Linked DNA regions of Homo sapiens: region 1 is linked to region 2. A link is a contact called in ENCODE Hi-C or POLR2A ChIA-PET data. All regions are on one chromosome and are shown on one strand. The core of a region is the stretch at or near the end of the contact, and the rest is flanking DNA. Distances in the headings are between cores, read along the strand shown. Region 1 holds the start of NTHL1 (nth like DNA glycosylase 1). Region 2 holds the start of ANTKMT (adenine nucleotide translocase lysine methyltransferase).

The links. Hi-C counts contacts between places; a loop is a spot of excess contacts on that map. ChIA-PET counts read pairs that join two places held with the same protein, here RNA polymerase II (POLR2A). Pooled maps may share reads with other maps.
Region 1: a loop to region 2 is called in a pooled map, with 6 times the contacts of the local background. The contact joins the promoter of NTHL1 here to the promoter of ANTKMT in region 2. A Hi-C loop is called at or near these places in 1 of 50 pooled maps. POLR2A ChIA-PET finds 5 or more read pairs at or near these places in 2 of 52 experiments (HEK293 and activated CD4-positive, alpha-beta T cell).

What each region holds. Positions count from the first base shown.
Region 1 is chr16:2,045,009-2,050,127 of GRCh38, forward strand. It overlaps NTHL1 (nth like DNA glycosylase 1), which reads right to left and starts at 2,826. Exons shown (of 6, transcript NM_002528.7): 1 at 2,701-2,826; 2 at 1,120-1,358. The coding sequence starts at 2,815. TSC2 (TSC complex subunit 2) reads left to right here and starts at 2,977. Exons shown (of 42, transcript NM_000548.5): 1 at 2,977-3,057; 2 at 3,579-3,745. The coding sequence starts at 3,608. RefSeq lists enhancers at 2,230-2,729, 2,321-2,380, 2,831-2,920 and a silencer at 3,011-3,240.
Region 2 is chr16:717,768-723,340 of GRCh38, forward strand. ANTKMT (adenine nucleotide translocase lysine methyltransferase) reads left to right here and starts at 3,379. Exons shown (of 5, transcript NM_023933.3): 1 at 3,379-3,669; 2 at 3,831-3,935; 3 at 4,034-4,174; 4 at 4,317-4,367; 5 at 4,542-4,823. The coding sequence starts at 3,508. The coding sequence ends at 4,790. METRN (meteorin, glial cell differentiation regulator) reads left to right here. Exons shown (of 4, transcript NM_024042.4): 4 at 1-1,888. CCDC78 (coiled-coil domain containing 78) reads right to left here. Exons shown (of 14, transcript NM_001378030.1): 12 at 5,328-5,394; 13 at 5,155-5,255; 14 at 4,815-5,022. The coding sequence ends at 4,911. RefSeq lists enhancers at 1,955-2,662, 2,663-3,369 and a silencer at 3,020-3,939.

The DNA of each region.
Region 1 (5,119 bases), core at 1,576-4,075, 1.3 Mb after region 2:
TAATGTGAAGCTTAAATGAATTATCTCAGTGCTTAGAATCGTATGTGGCCGGGCGTGGTGGCTCGCACCCGTCATCCCAGCACTTCGGGAGGCCAAGGCAGGCGGATCACCTGAAGTCAGGAGTTTGAGACCAGCCTGATCAACGTGGTGAAACCCCGTCTCTACTAAAAATACAAACATTAGCTGGGTGCGGTGGTGCATGCCTGTAATCCCAGCTACTCGGGAGGCCGAGGCAGGAGAATAATTTGAACCTCGGAGGCGAAGGTTGCAGTGAGCTAAGATTTCACCACTGCACTCCAGCCTGGGCAACAAGAGCAAGACTTGGTCTCAAAAAAAAACCCAACACGATCGTATCTGGCCCATCACTACTGAACAGCCATTGGCCACTACTATTATGATTGCTTCGTGAATCATCACACTACCCTTTAAAACAAATTTTTTTTTTTGAGATGCAGTATCACTCTTTCACCCAGGCTGAAGTGTGGTGGTGCCATCTTGGCTCACTGCAACCTCCGCCTCCGGGGTTCAAGCGATTTTCCTGCCTCGCCCTCCTAAGTAGCTGGGGTTACAGGTGCCTGCCACCACACCTGGCTAATTTTTGTATTTTTAGTAGAGACGTGGTTTCGCCACATTGGCCAGGCTGGTCTCGAACTCCTGACCTCAGGTGATCCACCCGCCTTGGCCTCCCGAAGTGCTGGGATTACAGGCCTGAACCACCATGCCTGGCCCATACTACCCATTTTACAGACAAGCAAACTGAGGCTCAGAGAGGCCTGTATCCAAGCCACCTGGTAGCAGAATAGGGATTAGAACTCAGCTTGGTCTAAGGGTTTCAGGCCCTGGGACCGTGAAGCAAAAGGAACTCTTCCTTCCTGATATCACACAAAGCCCAGGTCACGCCTGCACTGGGCAGAAGTTCGAGCACGAGGCCCTAAACCACTGGTGTCCTGACCTGCTGAGTGGCTACAGTGATGCAGGCGATGCTCTGGGGCACCGGGTGTCCATCCTCCCAAGGTGCTGTCTGCAGGGGAGGGTGCCAGCCAAAAGCCACCGGGTAGAAAGAAAACAAGGACCTTGCTAAGATGGGGGGTCATCTGGGCAGATGGGGCCCCTGCCTACCTTTGGGGGGGCACTGGAGTCATAGCAGTGCTCAGTCCCCAGATGGTCCACAGGTGCATCCTTTTTGTTCCTCATGGCACGGATGTTGACCAGCTGTTGCTGCCAGTCCTGGGGCTCCCAGACTGGCACCTTGAGGGGCTCAGCCCCCTCACCTTTCTCACTGTCCGAGCCCTCATAGGCCACACGCAGTCTCTGTGCTTTCCGCGGACGCTTCACGGGGCTGTGGCTTTTCCTCGCTTCTGCAAAAAGCACCACGCAGTCCCTCTGGTGGGGCCACAGGTGAAGGTAGGGTAGGGGTGCCATCCCGCCTGCTAGCTCACCCCTCACTCGTTCATGCCACAACTGTCCATCATCTAATACACTTGGGGTGCTCTGCCCTCTGCAGTCTGGGGTATGTGGGCCCTCCTTATGCCAGCGACCCTGACAAGGTCCATGTTAGCTCATGAGGACTCTAGCAACAGCCTGTACCAAGGTGCCCCCAATACATCTTCTATACTGCACCAGAGACAGTCTGCTAACACCCACATCAGGTTGTGTCACTCCCTTTTAAAAAATCCTGGCCGGCCGGGCGCGGTGGATCAAGCCTGTAATCCCAGCACTTTGGGAGGCCGAGGTGGGTGGATCACTTGAGGTCAGGAGTTCAAGACCAGCCTGGCCAATATGGCAAAACCCCATCTCTACTAAAAATACAAAAGTTAGCCGGGTGTGGTGGCAGGGGCCTATAGTCTCAGCTACTTGGGAGGCTGAGGCAGGAGAACTGCTTGAACCTGGGGGGCGGAGGTTGCAGTGAGCTGAGATCACAACACTCCACTACAGCCTGGGTGACAGAGCAAGACCCGATCTCAAAACAAACAACAAAACCTCCTAATTGACTTCCGTTTACTGTCATAATAAACTCCAAACTCTATCCTGGCATCAAAGCTCCTGCCACCCTGGCTGGCATCACCACCTGCCTGCTCCCAGCTGCACCAGTTCCTCCTGACATAGTCTGGACTACCCCTGGGGTCCCTGGGTGCCTATGGGAATCCAGCTCTGGCCAATTCTGCAGAAGTCCCAGCGGGACTAGCGCAGAGGCCCTGTCCGTGTCCCTCACTGCTCACTGCAGTGCTTGGCCCCCAGCAGGTCCTCAACGGCTGCAGGATAAATATAATAAGTGCCATGCCCTTTCCTGTTTTCCCTCAGAGGCACCCTCCCCCGAGCTGGGGGAGCAGGCTTCTGGCTGCGTGTGTCCTTGGCACCCAGCCTCTCCGAGGACAGCAAGTTCACTGCAGGAGGGCGGGGATGGGACCCACAGAGCCTGGAGTGGAGAGTCCCGGACAGAGTGGTGGGAAAGGAAGCGTTTTCTTGCTTGGGGCGAAAGGGGGCAGCGGAGCGGAGCGCCCGAAACCCAGCCCCTGCGGACCGCAATCTTTGGGAAAAAGGCGCAAGGTGGGAACGCAGGGCCGCACGTGGGAACCGTTCGCGGCTGCCGGGTTTGCAGCCCCTGCCCGCGCAGCTGGGAGCCGCAGGAGGCGGCCCGGGACTCCAGCCTGCAGCCCCTATCCCGCCTCCTCCCACGCTCCAGCCACGGCGCGGCGCTACCTGCTGCAGCCTCTCTTCTCCGGAGAGGCCCGGGCTCCTCCCTACACCCCCGCGGCCCAGCCCCGGGTCCCAGGCTCCGGCTCCGGGTCAGCATCCTCGCGCTCAAGGCGGTCATGCCGGACTCCTGCGGACTACACATCCCGGCGGCCCATGCGGCCCCGTCACGTGATGCAAGGATCGCCGGCCTTTCCGCCAGAGGGCGGCACAGAACTACAACTCCCAGCAAGCTCCCAAGGCGGCCCTCCGCGCAATGCCGCTACCGGAAGTGCGGGTCGCGCTTCCGGCGGCGTCCCGGGGCCAGGGGGGTGCGCCTTTCTCCGCGTCGGGGCGGCCCGGAGCGCGGTGGCGCGGCGCGGGGTAAGTGGCGGTCCCCACGGGGCAAGTGGCGGTCCCCACGGGGCAGCGGCCTAGAGAGGCGGACCCCGCAGTGTCCGGGTCCCGGGCCCTCACCCGCGCCCACTGCAACCCGACTCCGGAGCTCCGAGCATCCCTTAGTTTTAAGTCATGGCGGGTGCGAACGGGTCTCTGCTGCAGGCGGCTCCGTGACAGCTCCTGCTTCACATGGGTAGAGGAGAGACGGCAAACGTCGGGGCTCCCAGGACTTCGCGGCGGCAGTCCTAACCCGTGCACTGAGTCGGGCGGGGCGGGCGGCAGCGTCTGAGTAGAGAGCTCTCTAGACCAGGCCTGGTGTCTCCCGGGCTTTCCTAGGTGCCTGTTTGCGAGCTGGTCAGCTGGGCTGTAGTTGAGTTCTCCCAGGGAGTGTGGGAGGAAAGGTTATGCCCACCAGAGACCCAGGGTCCTGACGGCTGGAGGTCCGCAGTGGGGAAGGTGGGCAGAGGTGTTGCTCAGATGTCCCCATTCCTGTTTCGTTTGCACAGAGGGGTTTTCTGGTGCGTCCTGGTCCACCATGGCCAAACCAACAAGCAAAGATTCAGGCTTGAAGGAGAAGTTTAAGATTCTGTTGGGACTGGGAACACCGAGGCCAAATCCCAGGTCTGCAGAGGGTAAACAGACGGAGTTTATCATCACCGCGGAAATACTGAGAGTGAGTGAGCTACCTGTGTCTTTGCTAGGCTAGAGGGAAATGCAGAGAAGGCTGGGTTTGGTCTTGCACCAGGTTCTGTGGGAGACGGGTTGCTGGCAACTGTCTACACAGGAATGCTGTCTCCAGTACTTGGAGGCCGACATGTCCTTCCTCAGGAGACTTCGAAAGTCAGGATCTTGGTGACCTGGTTCAGGCACACTTGAGTTACTATTCAGATGTTGATGAAAGAAAGCCCATCTTATAGATGAGGCCTGAGTATCATCATCTTCACAGGTAAGGATATGTCCAGGTGTTACATGATAAGATGTGAGTTCCTGGGAGAAGTAGGTTCTTTATTTTATTTTTTTTTTGAGACTGAGTCTTGCTCTGTTGCCTAGGCTGGAGTGCAGTGGCACAATCTCTGCTCGCTGCTACCTCTGCCTCCCAGTTTCAAGTGGTTCTCCTGCCTCAGCCTCCTGAGTAGCTGGGACTACAGACACGTGCCACCACACCCATTTAATTTTTGTATTTTTAGTAGAGATGGAGTTTCACTATCTTGGCCAGGCTGGTCTTGAACTGCTGACCTCAGGTGATCTGCCCGCTTTGGCCTCCCAAAGTGCTGGGATTACAGGCATGAGCCATCGCACATGGGCTAGGTCGTTATCTTTTATGTGTGTTTGTGTCTTTGTCACACATGCCTGGCATTGTGTTTTGCCCATGAGTAAATGCTGAATTTTTGCACTTGTAAAGTTTTCTACTTAGAAACAACTAAAACGTTCATCAACTGATGAATAAAATATAGTCCATCCTGGCTGGGTGCGGTGGCTCACGCCTGTCATCCCAGCACTTTGGGAGGCCGAGGCGGGTGGATCACCTGAGGTCAGGAGTTTGAGACCAGCCTGGCCAACATGGCGAAACCCCGTCTCTACTAAAAATACCAAAAATTAGCCGGTCATAGTGGTGGGCGCCTGTAATTCCAGCTACTCGGGGGGCTGAGACGAGAATTGCTTGAACCCGGGAGGCGGAGGTTTCAGTGAGCCGTGATCGCGCCACTGCACTCCATCCTGGGGAAGAAGAGCAAAACTCCGTCTAAAAAAAAATTGTGCAGTTTGAAATTGTATTTCATGTTATGTTTTATCTCAATACAACATTTGCAGTTGTGAAAAAAAATTGCACATTCTCAACTCCTCGGGATGGAGCAGTAAAGCCCCTCAGTAAATCTTTTTTTTTTTTTTTTTTTGAGACCGAGTTTCGCTCTTGTCACCCAGGCTGGAGCGCAGGGGCGCGATCTCGGCTCACTGCAATCTCCGCCTCCTGGGTTCAAGGGATTCTCCTGCCTCACTCTCCCGAGTAGCTGGGATTATAGACGCCCACCACCACGCCCAGCAAATTTTT
Region 2 (5,573 bases), core at 2,129-4,628:
TCCCTGGCTGGCTCCCACTTGCCTCCCGTGCCAGGTGCTTCTGGGGCTCAGCAGGAGAGGAAAGGGGCAGAGGGGCATAGGGTCCCTCGGGTACGGTGGGGGCAGGCGGGCGCACAGCGCTCCGGCTCTGAGCCAGGCCTGTGAGGGAAGGGGCTGCAGGCTGGCAGGGTGCCGACTTCCCCCATGGCTGCTGTGAGCCCGCAGAGTCATCCTTGGCCCCGTCCCGCCCTTGGGGAAGAATGGGCCCCTCTGTCCTCAGGCCCCTTCGACGTGCTGAGCATCCAGACGTGGCGAGGAGCCCGAAGGGTGTGGGGTCCCCTCTGCAGGGTCCTGCTTGTTGCCTGTTTCCGGCGGGCGGGGTGCACAATGGGGTCTCTAAGGACCGTTTCCCGCCACTGGCCCCATTGTCACTGTCTCCGCCTTCCTCCTCGGCCTTTCAGCCGCATAAAGGGCCAGTGAGGTTTGGGACAGCCACAGCCCAAGGCTCCGAGGCTAAAAGCCCCTGGGTGGGGGTGTTCCAGGACACCTGGCCCTGTGTGAGCTGCCTCCTCTCACCCCAACCCCTCGGATCCTGGGAAAGAGACAGCCATGGCTCAAGGGCCAGGGACCCCTGGGCTGAGCCCCAGAAATGGCTTTCCATTCTCGCCTGGGCCGGGGTGGGGGTGGAGGCCAGAGGCCCTGCCCAGGCAGATGAAGCCCCCAGCTTTCAAGGGGGAAACTGAGGCTGTGTGAGGGACACAGCTGTGCAGGGCCCACAAACACGGTCCTTTCTCTAGGTTAGCGGATGCAGATGCCTGATGAGTGCCATGCCCTCTGTGGACACCTGGGGAGGGGGGTCACCTCCAGCGCCGCCCTGGGACTTCCACTGCACGTGCAAGAGACTTACCCTTTCACACAGATCACCTGCCTGCCGCAGGGCTGATGAGGATGGGTGAGGAGCGCAGCCACTGGGTGTCATGCACTGTGGGGGTTCTCCCACCTTCTGCCCCTCCTCAGGTTCCTTGCTGCTTCTCTCCTCTCCCAACTGTGGCACGCTGAGGGCTCAGGCACAGGACCGCTCCTCTGGGGCAGCCTCCAATAACCCTTGGACAACCTCCACTTTTTCATCTTCAGCCCTGACCACTCCCTGGGGCCCATAGCCTTACATCCATCTGCCCCCAGCCCAAACACTTCTGCAAACACTAGAAAAGGAGGTAGCCCGTGTGCCCTCCTGCACCGCCTCCTCCACTCCTGTCTTGGAGAGGCTTTCCCGTGGGCCGAGCAACCCCCTTACCTTTGGCACTTGCCCTGATTCTCTGGCCAGCTTCCTACAACCTCTCCTTTTCAGCCACACCCAAGTCCACCTGTTCACAAACACCCTGGGCTGGGCCCTGGCCGAACCCTGGCTTCTACCTACCTGTCTCAGGAAGTGCCTGAGCCTTGCACCTACAGACCCTCCCAGAGAAAGCCCTGGCTTTGCAACCAGCTGTCTTCTCATGAGACACAGGGCCACAGGAGCACCACGGTGCCCAAATGGGTCTTGGAGCATTAGACCAGGGGCTTCATGCCTGCCCTGGGGACAGGTGGCCAAAGTGGCATGGGAGATAGGGAGACAGTGTGGGTGAGCAGGTGGGCAGGAGCTACAGGAGCCTGGGGCCTGTGGATCACAGACACCGCCAGGCAAGTGCCAGTTCACACAGGTACAGGTGGCTGCAGAGTGCCCAAAGGCCAAGCAGCAGAGTGCCTGGTGTGGACGGGAGAGGAGTGGGGAGGTTGGGCGCAGTGGCTCACGCCTGTAATCCCAACACTTTGGGAGGCCCAGGCAAGCAGATCATGAGGTCAGGAGATGGAGACCATCCTGGCCAACATGGTGAAACCGTCTCTAATAAAACACAAAAAATTAGCCAGACATGGTGGCATGCATCTGTAATCCCAGCTACTCAAAAGGCTGAGGCAGAGGAATCACTTGAACCTGGAAGGCAGAGGTTGCAGTGAGCCAAGACTGCGCCACTGCACTCCAACCTGGGCGAAAGAGCGAGACTCAAGTCTCAAAAAAAAAAAAAAAAAAAAAAAAAAAAAAAAAAGAAGAGTGGAGAGTGCACGCTAGAGTCCAATTAGGTGCATTCATCCAGTAAGCCTCCTAGGTAACTGCTCTAGGTGCAGGGAATAATGCAGGCAGCAGGACAGGAATGGGCGCTGTCAGCTCCCCCTAGAGCTCAGTGTACATACACCCTTCCTTTCCTGGGAGGGCCGTTCCAGGCCCCCAGGAGACAGGACACGCTGAGCTGGGTGGGGCTGGGGCCAACGTGGGCAGGCCTGTGAGACTCTGCACTTGGGAGCTGGGGGCTGTGGTCTGCGGCATACCCATGTCTGGAAGCAGCCTCTGTCCCTGCAGGGGCTCTAGACCCCAGCCACGGATGGCTAAGGAGGAGCTAGGCCAGGGCACGCATAGACAACCCCCGACATTCACGGGTGTTCAGCCCTACCCTGGGTGTGGAGGTCGTGGCCCAGCTGCCTGACCCAGAGCTCGGCTCTTCCACTTGCGCTTCCCACCCCCAGCTTCACAAGGTCACCTCCAGGAACTCAGTCTTTTTGTGTGTTGTTTTCTGGAGAAGGAAGGTGATCTCCCCACTCCCGGGGCTGTCTGCCTTCCCTGTAGCTGGCAGGTGCCAGAGGCCCCCGCCTGTGACATCCGGCTTTCCTCCCACCACACTCGCCTGAGAGCCAGCATCTGTCTTCTTGGGCCTGCTCAAGCTCTCCTCCGTGTCAGCCCCTCCTCCATGCCCTTCTCCCTCAGACCCCACCCCCCATCCCTTCACCGCCCACTGGGGCTCATCGCTCAGGCTGTAGGAGGGAAATGGAAGGATGTCCTCCCGGGCTCTGGCTGGCGCTGGGTGTCCGAGTCAGCGGAGCGCCCCCAGCAGTCTCCCCGAGGCAGAGTCATGGGGGTGCTGGCGCCTGGACGCTGTCTCATCCCGGGGAGCCGCTTTCCCACCGGCTCCCTGGGCTCCAGCCGCCCCACGCGAGCCCCCGGCTGGTTCTGGGGCCAGGACCGCCCCTCTCCAAGGCAGACTTCCCTTCATTCCACGACAAAGACGCGCAGCCCCGTTTCCCTGGGGCTCTAGCCCGTGAGATCGCCGGGTGTATCCCGACTCCCGCCGGCACGTGCGCTCCCCCAGGGCAGGGCCTGCCTGTCCCCTTCCGCGGGTCGCCAGCAGCCAGCACAGGCCGCAAACGGCGGTCCGCAGAGCGGACCAACGGAGCCGACCCTCGCAGGCTTGGAGCCGGACGCGGCGGGGCAGAGCCCCCGAGGCTGCAGCTCGCCGGAACCCGCGGGAGGGCAGCCGGGCTGGGCGGAGCGCACAGCGCCACGGACCGACCGCGCAGGCTCTGCCGGCCACTTCCGGTGTCGCGCGGCGGCTCCCGGCAGGAGGCAGAGGGCACACCGCCAGCCCCAGGCCAGGCTGCGAGGGCCGCGGACCCGAGCCGGGAAGGACCTTGGGCGGACGAGCCGCGCGTCCCGCAGCCATGGAGCAGGACGACCCGGTCGAGGCGCTGACGGAGCTGCGCGAGCGGCGGCTGGGCGCGCTGGAGCTGCTGCAGGCGGCGGCCGGCTCGGGCTTGGCAGCCTACGCGGTGTGGGCGCTGCTGCTCCAGCCCGGCTTCCGGCGCGTGCCGCTGCGGCTGCAGGTGCGGGGCGGGGCCAGGCCGGGCAGGGGAGCTCGGCTGCCGCTCAGGGTCTCAAGGTCTGGGCGTGGCCGGGGTGAGCTCCGCCCCGCCGTGTGGTAGTTCGGGCCGGGCTGCGGGCGGGGCGGGAGCGGCCAGTGGACTCTCGCCGCCACCCGGTCCAGGTGCCCTACGTCGGCGCGAGCGCGCGGCAGGTGGAGCACGTGTTGTCGCTGCTGCGAGGACGCCCCGGAAAAACGGTGGATCTGGGCTCTGGCGACGGCAGGATCGTAAGTGCCTGCGTCTGGGTCTTCGCCGCCCCACACCGCCCACCTGCTGGCGGGCGCCCCTGCCCACATCCTGGTTCCCACACTCTCGGTGCCCACAGGTGCTGGCGGCCCACAGGTGCGGCCTCCGCCCGGCCGTGGGCTACGAGCTGAACCCCTGGCTGGTGGCGCTGGCGCGGCTGCACGCCTGGAGGGCCGGCTGTGCCGGCAGCGTCTGCTATCGCCGCAAGGATCTCTGGAAGGTAACCTGGGGATCCCTGGCCACCCGCTGACAGCCCAAGGTGCGGCTGACACCTGCGAGGGCTGGGGGCCGGGACTCGGAAGCTGCGATGACCCGGTGCCCACCAGGCCTCTCCCCGGCCGGGGCGACTTCTCTTCCGGCAGGTGAGCCTGAGGGACTGCCGCAACGTGTCTGTGTTCCTGGCCCCTAGCGTGGTAGGTGCGGGGTTGCCAGCCCCGCTGGGAAGCCCCAGCCACACCCCAGGGTGTTTGCTGCTCTGAGGCCTGGGCCTGCCTGGTGGGTGCTAGGCTTGGGGCTAGGGGGGTGAGCGCGGCTGTTTTCTACCGGCCCCGCCCCCGCCCCCTCTACTCTGCTGTTCTCTCCCTCAGCTCCCGCTGCTGGAGGACAAGCTGCGGACAGAGCTGCCTGCTGGGGCCCGCGTGGTGTCTGGGCGCTTCCCACTCCCCACCTGGCAGCCTGTGACCGCGGTTGGCGAGGGCCTGGACCGAGTATGGGCTTATGATGTTCCTGAGGGTGGGCAGGCTGGGGAGGCCGCCTCCTCGCGGATACCCATCCAGGCTGCCCCCGGACCTAGTTCTGCCCCCATCCCGGGGGGCCTTATTTCTCAGGCCAGCTGAGTATTAGACACGATAAAGACTCTGTGGGTTCTATCCTGACTCATGTTTTATGGGGGGCTGGGTGGGAGGGTTCTGTGCTGGCTGAGGAGCTCTGCTCTGCTCTGCTCCTTGGGAGACGGCCTAGTGGCTGCCGGTCCTTGGATGCTGGGGCTTGGCTGGAGGCACAGCCCCCACTTTCCAGGGGTCCCCTGCACCTGCCAGCTTCCTCAGCCTCAGGATTTCGTGCTTGTACCTGCTCAGAGGAACCATGCTTAAGTGACTTGCCCAGCTGTGGACAGGTCTGCTTTTAGCGCCTGAGGCAGCCATCATCCTTCATTCCAACCAGACCAGGGCCCTGGGGTCACACCCAGCTCCCTCTGCCCACCTGCCCAGGTGCTGGTCCACGTACTCCTGTAGCTCAGAAAGTTGCTCTTCAGCCATCGTGGCCCGGACCAGCAGCTGTGCCCGCTCCCGTTCCAGCTCTGCCTGGCATGGGGATGTAAGCCATGAGCTGGGGCATGGCGTGAGGATGGGCCTGGGCCAGCCCTTGCCTCCTACCTGGGTGCTGCGGGAGAAGTCCCGGAGCTTCTGGTGGATCTGGGCCCAGGATGCAGCGTCCAGGCCCCTGTGAGGGGAGAGGAAAGGAGGAGTGGTTTTGAGAGCTGGCATGGTGACACAGGGACAGACGTGACCGTGCTGAGTCAGGTTCCCAGAGCCGGGAGGGGACACCTGGGAGTGAGTGAGGGAGGCATGGGCCCCCCCCGTGCTCCTGTGGCGCCCCCCCCAGGCCTTGGAGCCATCCGT